2 separate regions of the Homo sapiens genome follow, and region 1 is linked to region 2. The links are chromatin loops, found by intact Hi-C in ENCODE. Cell type or tissue: CD4-positive, alpha-beta T cell. All regions are shown on one strand. Each heading gives the region's core, and the rest is flanking DNA. Links, peaks and the distances in the headings are about the cores only.

Evidence for each region. Peaks named below come from ENCODE experiments on the same cell type or tissue, not always from the same donor. Only the 100,000 strongest peaks of a DNase experiment are listed, where the experiment ranks them.
Region 1: a loop joins it to region 2, with 10 times the contacts of the local background. A loop is called at or near these places in 4 of 110 quality-filtered maps.

The regions. Positions count from the first base shown.
Region 1 is chr1:39,917,301-39,922,710 of GRCh38, reverse strand. No RefSeq gene overlaps it. Among named protein-coding and RNA genes, the nearest start is that of MYCL, 18 kb to the right of the region's middle. In CD4-positive, alpha-beta T cell, for the core only: a CTCF peak has its summit at 3,033 (motif pointing left); a DNase peak (open chromatin) is centred at 3,010.
Region 2 is chr1:40,336,450-40,341,859 of GRCh38, reverse strand. No RefSeq gene overlaps it. Among named protein-coding and RNA genes, the nearest start is that of COL9A2, 22 kb to the right of the region's middle. In CD4-positive, alpha-beta T cell, for the core only: CTCF peaks have their summits at 2,770 and 2,969 (motif pointing right); a DNase peak (open chromatin) is centred at 2,969; H3K4me3 peaks cover 310 bases.

The sequences.
Region 1 (5,410 bases), core at 239-5,238, 420 kb after region 2:
AGCCAGCGCAGATCTAGTATCCTCTGCCCGGTTAATACCTGTCTGAAAGCCGCGGGCCCTGCCCCAGCAGCGGATGCCAAGAGCGCGAGCCAGAGGTCACAGAAGCTCAGCGGGGAGCGGGGCTCGCACAATGCAGGTGCCGGCTGCTCCCTCCCTTCCGCCGCTTTGAGGCTCTAGGACAACCTTGGAGCCGCTTCCTGCGCGCAGCCTGGGGCCTGCGACGTCCGGCTGCCGACCCCCACCTCTGCCTCCTCCAAGCCACAGGCCTAGGTTGTCGGGGAGGATGGGTGGGGGTAGAAGCGCCCCTTGCTAGGCTTGGAACATCTGGCCGAGTCCTGGGCGGAGGGCTGCTGTCCAGTCCCTGGTCCACTTCCCGGCTGTGTGACTGGACACATCTGCCAACTGTGCTGTAATGGATTTGTTGCCTCCTAGTCCCGCCCCTCCTTCTGACACACAGGGTGTCAGAGTAGACCCGCACTCAGAACCGATTTGAATTCGGCACTCCCCATCCCAAGTATGAAAACAATAATAGCTTTGACATCATGGAACACCTTCTAGGTGATGGAAACGCCCAGCTGAGAGTTTTGCATGGATGATCCTATTTAATCTTCACCACGGTCAGGCATGATAAGCAGGAATCTCCCTATTTGACAGGTTAGGAGACAAGACCAGTTTGGTTTAGGTGCCTTTCTCAGGTCACACAGTTAGGGGTGGCGCAGCCTAGATGTGCCTAACTCCAGTGTCTTGCTTGTTCCTGGGTTTTCTGTGTGGCGGCTCCAATACTTAGGCCCAGGGACTTGAGCCAGGCCTGAGGATATGAACCGAGGTGGGGGCTTCCCTGCCCTTCATAAAGCTTCCTTTCTGATGGGGGATGATCGTTCTAGCACTGGATGATCACCAACCTTACTTCGTTGCTAGGCAGACAGAAAGGGATGCCTGAGCACTTAAGTATAGACCAATTTCCGGTGGATGGAACAGTTGCGCAAAGCTGGAGTCAGGGTGGGAACTTCCAGGTCACGTTCCTGCAACAACACAACAATGCTCCCATGATGCCCCCAACAACTTCTACCAGCTGAAATGGGGTGCTCCCTCCACAGGGATATCTCTGAGTGTGTCTGTGTCAGCAAGACCTCTGGAAAATTCCATGTCCTCCCCATAACACCTGATGTGGGGATGCCTAAGCAGCGATAGCCTGGCAAATGTTTAACAAACTGGAAGGTGGGCGGCAGGAGGTGGGGAACCCTGATTTGTAGCATTTGTGGGTTTCCATGAAGTAAATAATCTGCCATGACCAACTGCAAGCTACCAAAGTTGAAGTTGGGCCGGGCACAGTGGCTCACGCCCGTAATCCAAGCACTTTGGGAGGCTGAGGCGGGTGGATCACTTGAGCTCAGGAGTCTGAGACCAGCCTGGCCAACATGGTGAAACCTCGTCTCTACTAAAAAAATACAAAATTAGCCAGGTGTGGCAGCAGGCACCTGTAATCCCAGCTACTTGGGAGGCTGAGGCAGGAGAATCACTTGAACCCAGGAAGCACAGGTTGCAGTGAGCCAAGATCGCGCCATTGCACTCCAGCCTGGGCAACAAGAATGAAACTCCATCTCAAAACAAAACAAAACAAAACAAAACAAAACAAAAAATCAAAGTTGAAGTTGGACAGTAGCAAACCACTACATAGTACTTTCACCATAACTGATATGATAGGCAGATAATAGTAAAACATAATAAAATAATTAGGGATTGATTTTTATTTTATTTATTTATTTTTGAGACAAGGGCTCATTCCATCACTAGGCTGGAGCGCAGTGGCGCAATCACAGCTCACCGCAGCCTCGATCTCTCAAGCTAAAGTGATCCTTCCACCTCAGCTTCCCAAGTAGCTGGGACTACAGGCGCTCACCACTATGCCCAGCTGATTTTTGTATTTTTTGTAGAGATGGGGTTTCACCCTGTTGCCCAGGTGGGTCTCAAACTCCTGGGCTCAAGTCATCTGCCCACCTTGACCTCCCAAAGTGCTGAGATTATATGTGTGAGCCACCATGCCCAGCCAATATAGTTTATTTAAATGTAAATTTATATAGTTTAATTTTTACTTTATTAATTTTGTGCCCTAATTCCATGACACATTATAATTTTTATTTTTTAATTTTAATTTTATTTTTTATTTATTTTTTTTTGAGACGGAGTCTTGCTCTGTTGCCCAGGCTGGAGTGCAGTGGCATGATCTCAGCTCACTGCAACCTCCGCCTCCCAGGTTCACACCATTCTCCTGCCTCAGCCTCCCGAGTAGCTGGGACTACAGGCGCCTGCCACCACACTCGGCTAACTTTTTACATTTTTAGTAGAGATGGGGTTTCACCGCGTAAGCCAGGATGGTCTCAATCTCCCGACCTCGTGATCCGCCCGCCTTGGCCTCCCAAAGTGCTGGGATTACAGGCGTGAGCCACCATGCCTGGCCTTTTTTTTTTTTTTTCTCTCTCTTTTTTAAATTTGAGACATGGTCTTGCTCTGTCTCCCAGGCTAGAGTGCAGTGGTGCAATCATAGCTCACTGCAGCGTGGACCTTTCAGACTCAAGTGATGCTCCCATCTCAGCCTTCTGAGTAGCCGGGACTAGAGGTGCACACCACCATGCCTGGCTAATTTTTTGATTTTTTTGTAGAGACAAGGGTCTCCCTATGTTGCTTAGGATGGTCTCGCACTGGGCTTAAGCGATTCTCCCACCTGGGCGTCCCAAATTGCTGGGATTACAGGTGTGAGCCACCGTGCCCAGCTATAATTTAATATTTAATGACCAAGTTTACCAACCAGCTCTCAAGATTCCTGAAAATGCAAGAGTCAATTCTCACTAAGCTGATACAAGCCAGTTCCAGCACAGCACTGAACCTAGATCACTGGGTCCACTGGCTCCTGGGGCCGTCAGCTCCTTCTGTTTCCTCCAGCCTCAGGGCTCCCACGCATCTAGCCTGGGTTTCCCTCCCCATCTCTCTAGCCTGGGTTTCCCTCCCCATCTCTCTAGACTGGGTTTCCCTCTAGTGGACAGAATTGTTATTTCCAGGTGATTATCTTGCTCCACCTGTGCCCAGAGCTCAGCACCTTAAGAAGGGTGCGGAGGAAGTTTGTCATCAATCCTCCTTAAGACCTTAAGGGGCTGCTCTGCCTATGGAATAGCCATTCTTTTATTTCTTTGCCTTCTTGATAAACTTGCTTTCACTTCAAAAAAAAAAAAAAAGTACCTTAAAAAGGGTACATAACAGTCTCACAATTGCCCTCAAGCACAAGTCACTTAGTATTATGTCCCCGTGAGGGGGAGTGCCAGGAGGGCCTCCTTGGGCTTTAGTCATTATCACAATCTCCAGAGCTGCTCAGAAATCCCATCTCATCCTCTGTGTGGCAGCTCAGGCTGGCTATATTAGCCCTTCAGGTTTGGGGAATACCCCGCCTGACCCTGACCCCTGCAATTAATTAGCTCTATCTCTGAGAAGGTAAACTGGAAGATTCAGTTTGTGTTAGGAATCAAGCTCTCACACAATTCATAGCCCACTGGGGAAACACTGATGGAGGCCATTCATGTGTTGGGCAAAGATGAAACCATGGAGTCTGTTAGATGCAGATCTGGGGCTCAGGATGCTGCATCCTGCATTACACCAGGACTCTTTTCTCCCAGAAGTGATCTTTCCAAAGCACAGATATATCTGTCACTCTTCCGTTCACAAGCCTCCTATGATTCTCCAATGCTTTCAGCTTTAGTACAAGTTCCTTAGCCAGGCTTTGAGGGCCTTGATTGGGACCTTACCCAGATTGTTTACCTTAAATGTCCAGGCCAGGTGCGGCAGCTCACAACTGTAATTCCAGCACTTTGGGAGGCCGAGGTGGGCAGATCACGAGGTCAGGCGATCAAGACCATCCTGGCCAACATGGTGAAACCCCATCTCTACTAAAAATATAAAAAGTAGCTGGGCATGGTTGCATATGCCTGTAGTCCCAGGTACTTGGGAGGCTGAGGCAGGAGAATCCCTTGAACCTGGGAGGCGGAGGTTGCAGTGAGCCAAGATCGCACCACTGCATTCCAGCCTGGCAACAGAGCGAGACTCTGTCTCAAAATTAAAAAAACAAAAAGAAGAAGAGAAGAAAACTGACATTTTTGGAATTCTCCTCTGTGCCAGGCACTGTGCTAAAACTTTGCAGTTTAATTTAATTCTCCAATAATGCTGCTAGATAGGAAAAAACCTCTCTAGAGATGAGAAAACTAAGGGTCAGTACAAGCCTGCTCACCGTAACACTGCTTCAGAGTAGTTTTTCCTTCATCCTACTTCTGTTTATTTTTTTTTTTTTATTTTTTTGAGATGGAGTTTTGTTCTTCTCACCCAGGCTGGAGTGCAATGGCGTGATCTCGGCTCACTGCAACCTTTGCCTCCCAGATTCAAGCAATTCTCCTGCCTCAGCCTCCCGAGTAGCTGGGACTACAGGTGCCCGCCACCACACCCGGCTAATTTTTGTATTTTTAGTAGAGACGGGTTTCATCATGTTGGCCAGGCTGGTCTTGGAACTCCTGACCTCAGGTAATCTGCCTGTCTCAACCTCCCAAAGTGCTGGGATTACAGGCGGGAGCCACCACTCCTGGCCTGTTCTTGAAAGCTGCTGTTTTCTCTCTAAGCCTGGTCCCTTCCCCAGGTTGGCTGCAGAGGGAGACACAAGATCTCCTGAACCCCTTTTTCACTGAACTTAAAGCAAGGCCACATTCCTTAGGGTTCTAAGGAAAGCACAGCTTTGCAGTGAAACCCAAGCCAAGGTAACAGAGCCACAGATATAGGATAAGAAACCAGATTTTACACCTGGTTAATTCTTCTGGGGCCAGCTCCAGAGCCCTTCCTCTTCCTAACTCTCCCCTCCCTAAATCTTTTTTCTCCTCCTCTCCCCTCTTCACCTCCTTACTTCCACTAAAATCCTAGACATCTTATGGATCAGATCAAATTTCCCTCCTCCAGAAAGCCCTCTCAGACAACCTGGATCAGGAATCTGCCTAATGAAAATAAGAATTGTTGGCCGGGCACAGTGGTTCACGCCTGTAATCCCAGCACTTTGGGAGGCCAAGGTGGGCGGATCACGAGGTCAGGAGATCGAGACCATTCTGGTCAACAAGGAGAAACCCCATCATTACTAAAAATACAAAAATTAGCTGGGCATGGCGGCTCATGCCTGTGATCCCAGCTACTTGGGAGGCTGAAGCAGGAGAATCGCTTGAACCTCGGAGGTGCAGATTGCAGTGAGCCAAGATCGTGCCACTGAACCGTAGCCTGGCGAGACTCCATCAAAGGAAGGAAAAGAAAGAAATAAAGGAAGAGAGAGAAAGAGAAAGAAAGAAAGAAAGAAAGAAAGAAAGAAAGAAAGAAAGAAAGAAAGAAAGAAAAG
Region 2 (5,410 bases), core at 172-5,171:
GAAGAGATTAAGTGTGAGACTCATATATCCCCTCAGCTACCTCAACAGAAGACAGAAATAGAAACGGGCTTATCAAGCGAAGATCTGCAAAGGAGCATTTTGTCTAATGGAGTGACATACATGAGAGATCCACGGGGTTCTTGAGAATTTTATACCAGCAGAAACACTTGAGCTTGGACTGTACAGGATAGAGAGGGTATGAAATGAAAGAAGGCTATAAGATCCCCCAAATTCTACAGGCAGGAAACAAGTTGATAAAACCACCCAGCTGCAGCCATGTGCTGAACCTTTCATGAAAAAGGAAGAATGACTAAGAGGACAGAGCTGTGATCCCAGAGGGCAGAGCTTTGAGCTGCAAAGTATTATTTCCAGGCTTTGAAACCTAATGGAGTTTGTCTAACTTAATTTTGAAATTGCTTGGGACTAGTGACTCCTCTATTTCTTCCTTTCTCTCTTTTTACATGGGAATGTCTATTAGTGTTATCCTATGCTAGACCCAGTATCGTATTTTGGAAGCAGAAGCTTATTTTCTAGTTTCACACGTCCACAGGTGGAGAGAAACTTTGCCCCAGGATAGATTATGCTGAGTCTCATCCAAAACCTAATTTAGATAATATCCATGATAAATCTGAAACTCTTGAGCTAATGAGATTTAAATGAGACTTTGAACTTTGAGTTGATACTTTAATGGGCTGAGATTTTTAGGGACCTTGGAATAAGGTGAATGCATTTTGTTCGTGAGACAGGTATGAATACTGGGGCCAGAGAATGGTCTGTGGTAGGCAGAATAATGATCTACCAAAGATGCCTCCAGAACCTGTGAATCTGTTACATTACATGGCAAAAAGGGACTTTGAAGAATTGATTAAATTAAGGATTATGAGACAGGGAGATTATCCTACATTACCTAATAGGCCCAATATAATCACAAGGTCCTTAAAAGTGGAAAGGGGGCCGGGCGTGGTGGCTCATGCCTGTAGTCCCAGCACTTTGGGAGGCTGACGCAGGCAGATCACTTGAGGTCAGGAGTTCAAGACCAGCTTGGCCAACACGGTGAAACCCCGTCTCTACTAAAAATACAAAATTATCCAGACGTGGTGGCAAGCACCTGTAATCCCAGCTACTCAGGAGGCTGAGGCAGGGGAATCACTTGAACCTGGGAGGCGGAGGTTGCAGTGAGGCGAGATCACACCATTGTACTTCAGCCTGGGCAACAAGAGTGAAACTCCATCAAAAAAAAAAAAAAAAGTGGAAGGGGAAGACAGAAGAGAGAAGCACAGGGAGATTTTACTATAGTATGGTCAGTAAGATGTAACTTTGTTGGTTTTGAAGATGGAGGAAGGGGAAACCAAGAAATGTGGGAAGCCTCTAGAAGGTGGGAAAGGCTGGGCAATGAGTTATCTCCTTGAGCCTCCAGAAAGGAACACAGAGGAAAAACAATGGAGCAAAACTGGAAGCAAGGAGTTAAAATAAGAGGCAGTTGCAATACCCCCAAGCAAAAGAGGATGGTATGCTGAATAAGGTAGGTGCAGTGGGGATGGAGAGAGGTGGATGGATTAAACACCTATGAGGTATAGTCACTGGGACAAGGCGATAATATTTCTCGGGGAGGAGAGAGGGAAGTCTCTTCTCCAGGATGACATCCATAGTTTTGGCTTATGCAATAGGGCAGAGGGTGGGACCACTGGCTGTGTAGGCCACACAGGAAGAGGAACAGGTTTGTGGGCAAGAAGATAATTTCATTTGGGACATGTCAGTTTGGTGGTGCCTGTGGAACATCTGAGAAGCAGTTGGATAAGCAGGTCTGAGACTCAGGAAAACATATAGGCAGCAGTTAAAGTCAACCCGATGGATAAGATGGCCCAGGAAGAGTATAAAGAATAAGAAGATAGGACAGGACCTTGTAGAGTGCTAAGTAAGGGTGTGCAGAGAAAAGAAATCTGCAAGGGGCCTGAGAAAGAACAGCTGGAGAGGTAGGAGGAAAGCCAGGAGAGTGTAGTTCATGTAAGCGGACACTAAAGCTTATCAGTGTTGGACCAGCACTGGGAAGGAATCAGATGGAACAAGTGGGAGGTCAGATGAAACCAGGGTCAGGATTGGCAATTCTGAGGAGTTTGGAGTTGCTCTGTTCTAGCTGGAGAGAGAAGCACCTGTGGGAAGCTGATGGTTGGTATTTTCTGCCAGGCATAAGAGGGCAGCCAGAGGCCAGGTGAGCAAACCTGTTTAGCACTCTGGCTCAGCCCAGAATGGGCAGCTGTTTCCAGGAAGGGGTTCTAGGTCGTCTCACTGTGCTGTAATTAAGAGACTCAGCCCCTGCCCCAACTTGCTCCACGGGACTGACCAGCTGTGTTTGCTCTTCTCTAGCAGGGAAGGGGGATCATCTGTCACCTACTCTGTTTTCTGAACATTCATCCCACTCCCTGCCTTTCTTACAAAGTTCCTTCTGCCAATTAACCGGGTGTGGTGGCGGGCGCCTGTATTCCCAGCTACTTGGGAGGCTGAGGCAGAAGAATCGCTTGAAACCGGAAGGCAGAGGTTGCAGTGAGCAGACATTGCGACACTGCACTCCAGCCTGGGCGAAAGAGCGAAACTACATCTCAAACAAACAAAACGAAGTTCCCTTCTGCCGAAAACAAATATCCAAAGCGTTCTGGGCACTGTGCTAAGTACTTCATGGTCATCAAGAGACACTATTCTCCCCATCTCACAAATGAGGAAACTGAGGCTTAAAGAGATGAAATGACTTGCCCAAGGTCACAGTCAGTATGTGGTAGAACCAGGATCCAAGTCTAGCTGAATCCAAATTCTAAGTTCTAACTCCCCAGAAACCACGACTGCTCCCTCGCTGGGTTCCCACAGTGCTTTATCTGCCTCTATGCCCGTTTCATCTCGCTAGCAGCTCCTGGAGAAAGGGGCTTTTAATTCGTCTTGTCAAGCTGTCATCATGGTGTGCTGCCGCAGAGGACCACTAGGTGCCGCCAGAGCACCAGCCAGCCTGATTTACTGCTCACCTGGAGTCGGTCTAAAGGAGCAACTGGTGGGGAAGGGAGCTGGGCCTTTTCTTCCTGCCCTGCAGCCCACCTCTCCTTCCTATCGGAGGTGGGAAGAAACGACTGGAAGATTGGAAGGTTAGAAATTAGAGATTTGGCCGGGCGTCGTGGCTCACGCCGGTAATCCCAACACTTTGGGAGGCAGAGGCAGGTGGATCACATGAGGCCTGGAGTTCGAGATCAGCCTGGCCAACAGGGTGAAACCCCGTCTCTACTAAAAATACAAAAATTAGCCGGGCGTGGTGGTGCACATCTATAATCCCAGCTGCTCAGGAGGCTGAGGCAGGAGCTGAGGTTTGAACCCACGAGGCAGAGGTTGCACTGAGTCGAGATGGCGCCACTGCACCCCAGCCTGGGCAACAGTCAGAGCTGGTCTCAAAAAATAAATAAATAAATAAATAAATTTAGAGATCTGAGGAGTGTAAACTGGAGCAGCCCAGGGCTCAAGTCAAACAGAAGATCCTAAGAGTTCTCTAAGAAAGCTAGAACCAGCAAAATAAAATATTGCGGCAAACATCTCCAGGCTGGGTCTCAGCCCCACTCCTCTGTCCTCCCTTTTTGTGCAGATCCTAAAATGCACAACCCTATGCTGTGGCTGTAGTGGAAAGTGGGGAAAATGTATGTTACTGAGACCTATCCAGAGCTAGAAACTGTGGGAAAACAGGTGTGTGTCCTTGGGGAAATCACTTCACACCTCTAAGCTTCAGTCTTCTTGTAAATAAAATGAGGATAGGCCCAGCACAGTGGCTCACGCCTGTAATCCCAGCACTTTGGGAGGCCAAGGTGGGAGGATCGCTTGAGCCCAGGAGTTCAAGACCAGCCTGGACAACATAGTGAGACCTCTTCTCTATTAAAAATAAATAAATAAATAAAATGAGGATAATCAAGGGACCTACCTCGTTGAGCGGTTGTGAGGAGTTAAAGACAAAATGCATGTACCACACTGATACAATATCTGTCATATAGCAAGTGCTTAATAAATATTGTTATAAACACAATAATTATGATAATATAAATATTTAAATGATAAGCATTATTGTTGTATTTGTCAGGATTCTCCAGAGAAACAGAACCAATAGGATATATATAGATAACGTAAGAGGAAATTTATTACGGGCGTTGGCTCATGCGATTACAAAGGCCAAGAAGTCCAATGATAAACTGTCTGCAAGCTGAGAACCAGGAAAGCCGGTAGCGTAATTTAGTCCCCAGTGGAAGGCCTGAGAGTGGGGTTGGGGAGGGAAACCGGTTCAAGAACCAGGAGCTCCGATGTCCAAGGGGAGGAGAAAATAGATGTCCCAGCTCAAGGACAGAGAGAATTCACCCTTCCTCTGCCTTTTTATTCAAGCCCTCAATGGACTGGATGCTGCCCACTCACATAGATGAAGGTGGATCTTCTTTGCTCTCAGTCTACTGATTCAAACGTTAACTCTTCCAGAAACACCCTCAAAGGCACACCCAGAAATAATGTTCTACCAGCTAATATCCCTTAGTCCAGTCAAGATGACACGTAAAATCAGTACACAAAATTAACAGTCACTGCTGGGCGTGGTGGCTCACGCCTGTAATCCCAAAACTTTGGGAGGCTGAGGCGGGAGGATCACCTGAGTTCAGGAGTTCGAGACCAGCCTGGCCAACATGGTGAAACCCTGTCTCTATGAAAAATACAAAAAAATTAGCCAGGCATGGTGGCGGGTGCCTGTAATTCCAGCTACTCTGGAGGCTGTGGCAGGAGAATTGCTTGAACCCAGGAGGCAGAGGTTGCAGTGAGCCGAGATCACACCACTGCACTCCAGCCTGGGCAACAGAGTGAGACTCCATCTCAAAAAACATTATAAGCAAATCAAAGAAAATTGAGGACTACCAGATTATAATTTCTGACCCATTATCTTTCACCCAACTTGGTCTTGAACAACTAGTAGCTATTTCTCAAATCCAATCCACCTTCAAGGTTTAACAAACAAATAAAAATATGTTCACACACCTTCAAAATAATCTGATAGAAGTTCTGAAGATAGGCTGGGTGAGGTTCACACTTGTAATCCCAGCACTTTGGGAGGCCGAGGCAGGCAGATCACGAGGTCAGAGGATCCAGATCATCCTGGCTAACAGGATGAAACTCCATCACTACTAAAAATACAAAAAATTAGCTGGGCTTGGTGGCACACAGCTGTAGTCCCAGATACTCGGGAGGCTGAGGCAGGAGAATCGCTTGAACCCGGGAGGCAGAGGTTGCAGTGAGCCGAGATCGTGCCATTGCACTCCAGCCTGGGCAACAAAAGCAAGACACCGTCTCAAAAAAAAAAAATTAATGATCACCATTAATAATAAGTGGTAGTTCTCGGCCGGGCGCAGTGGCT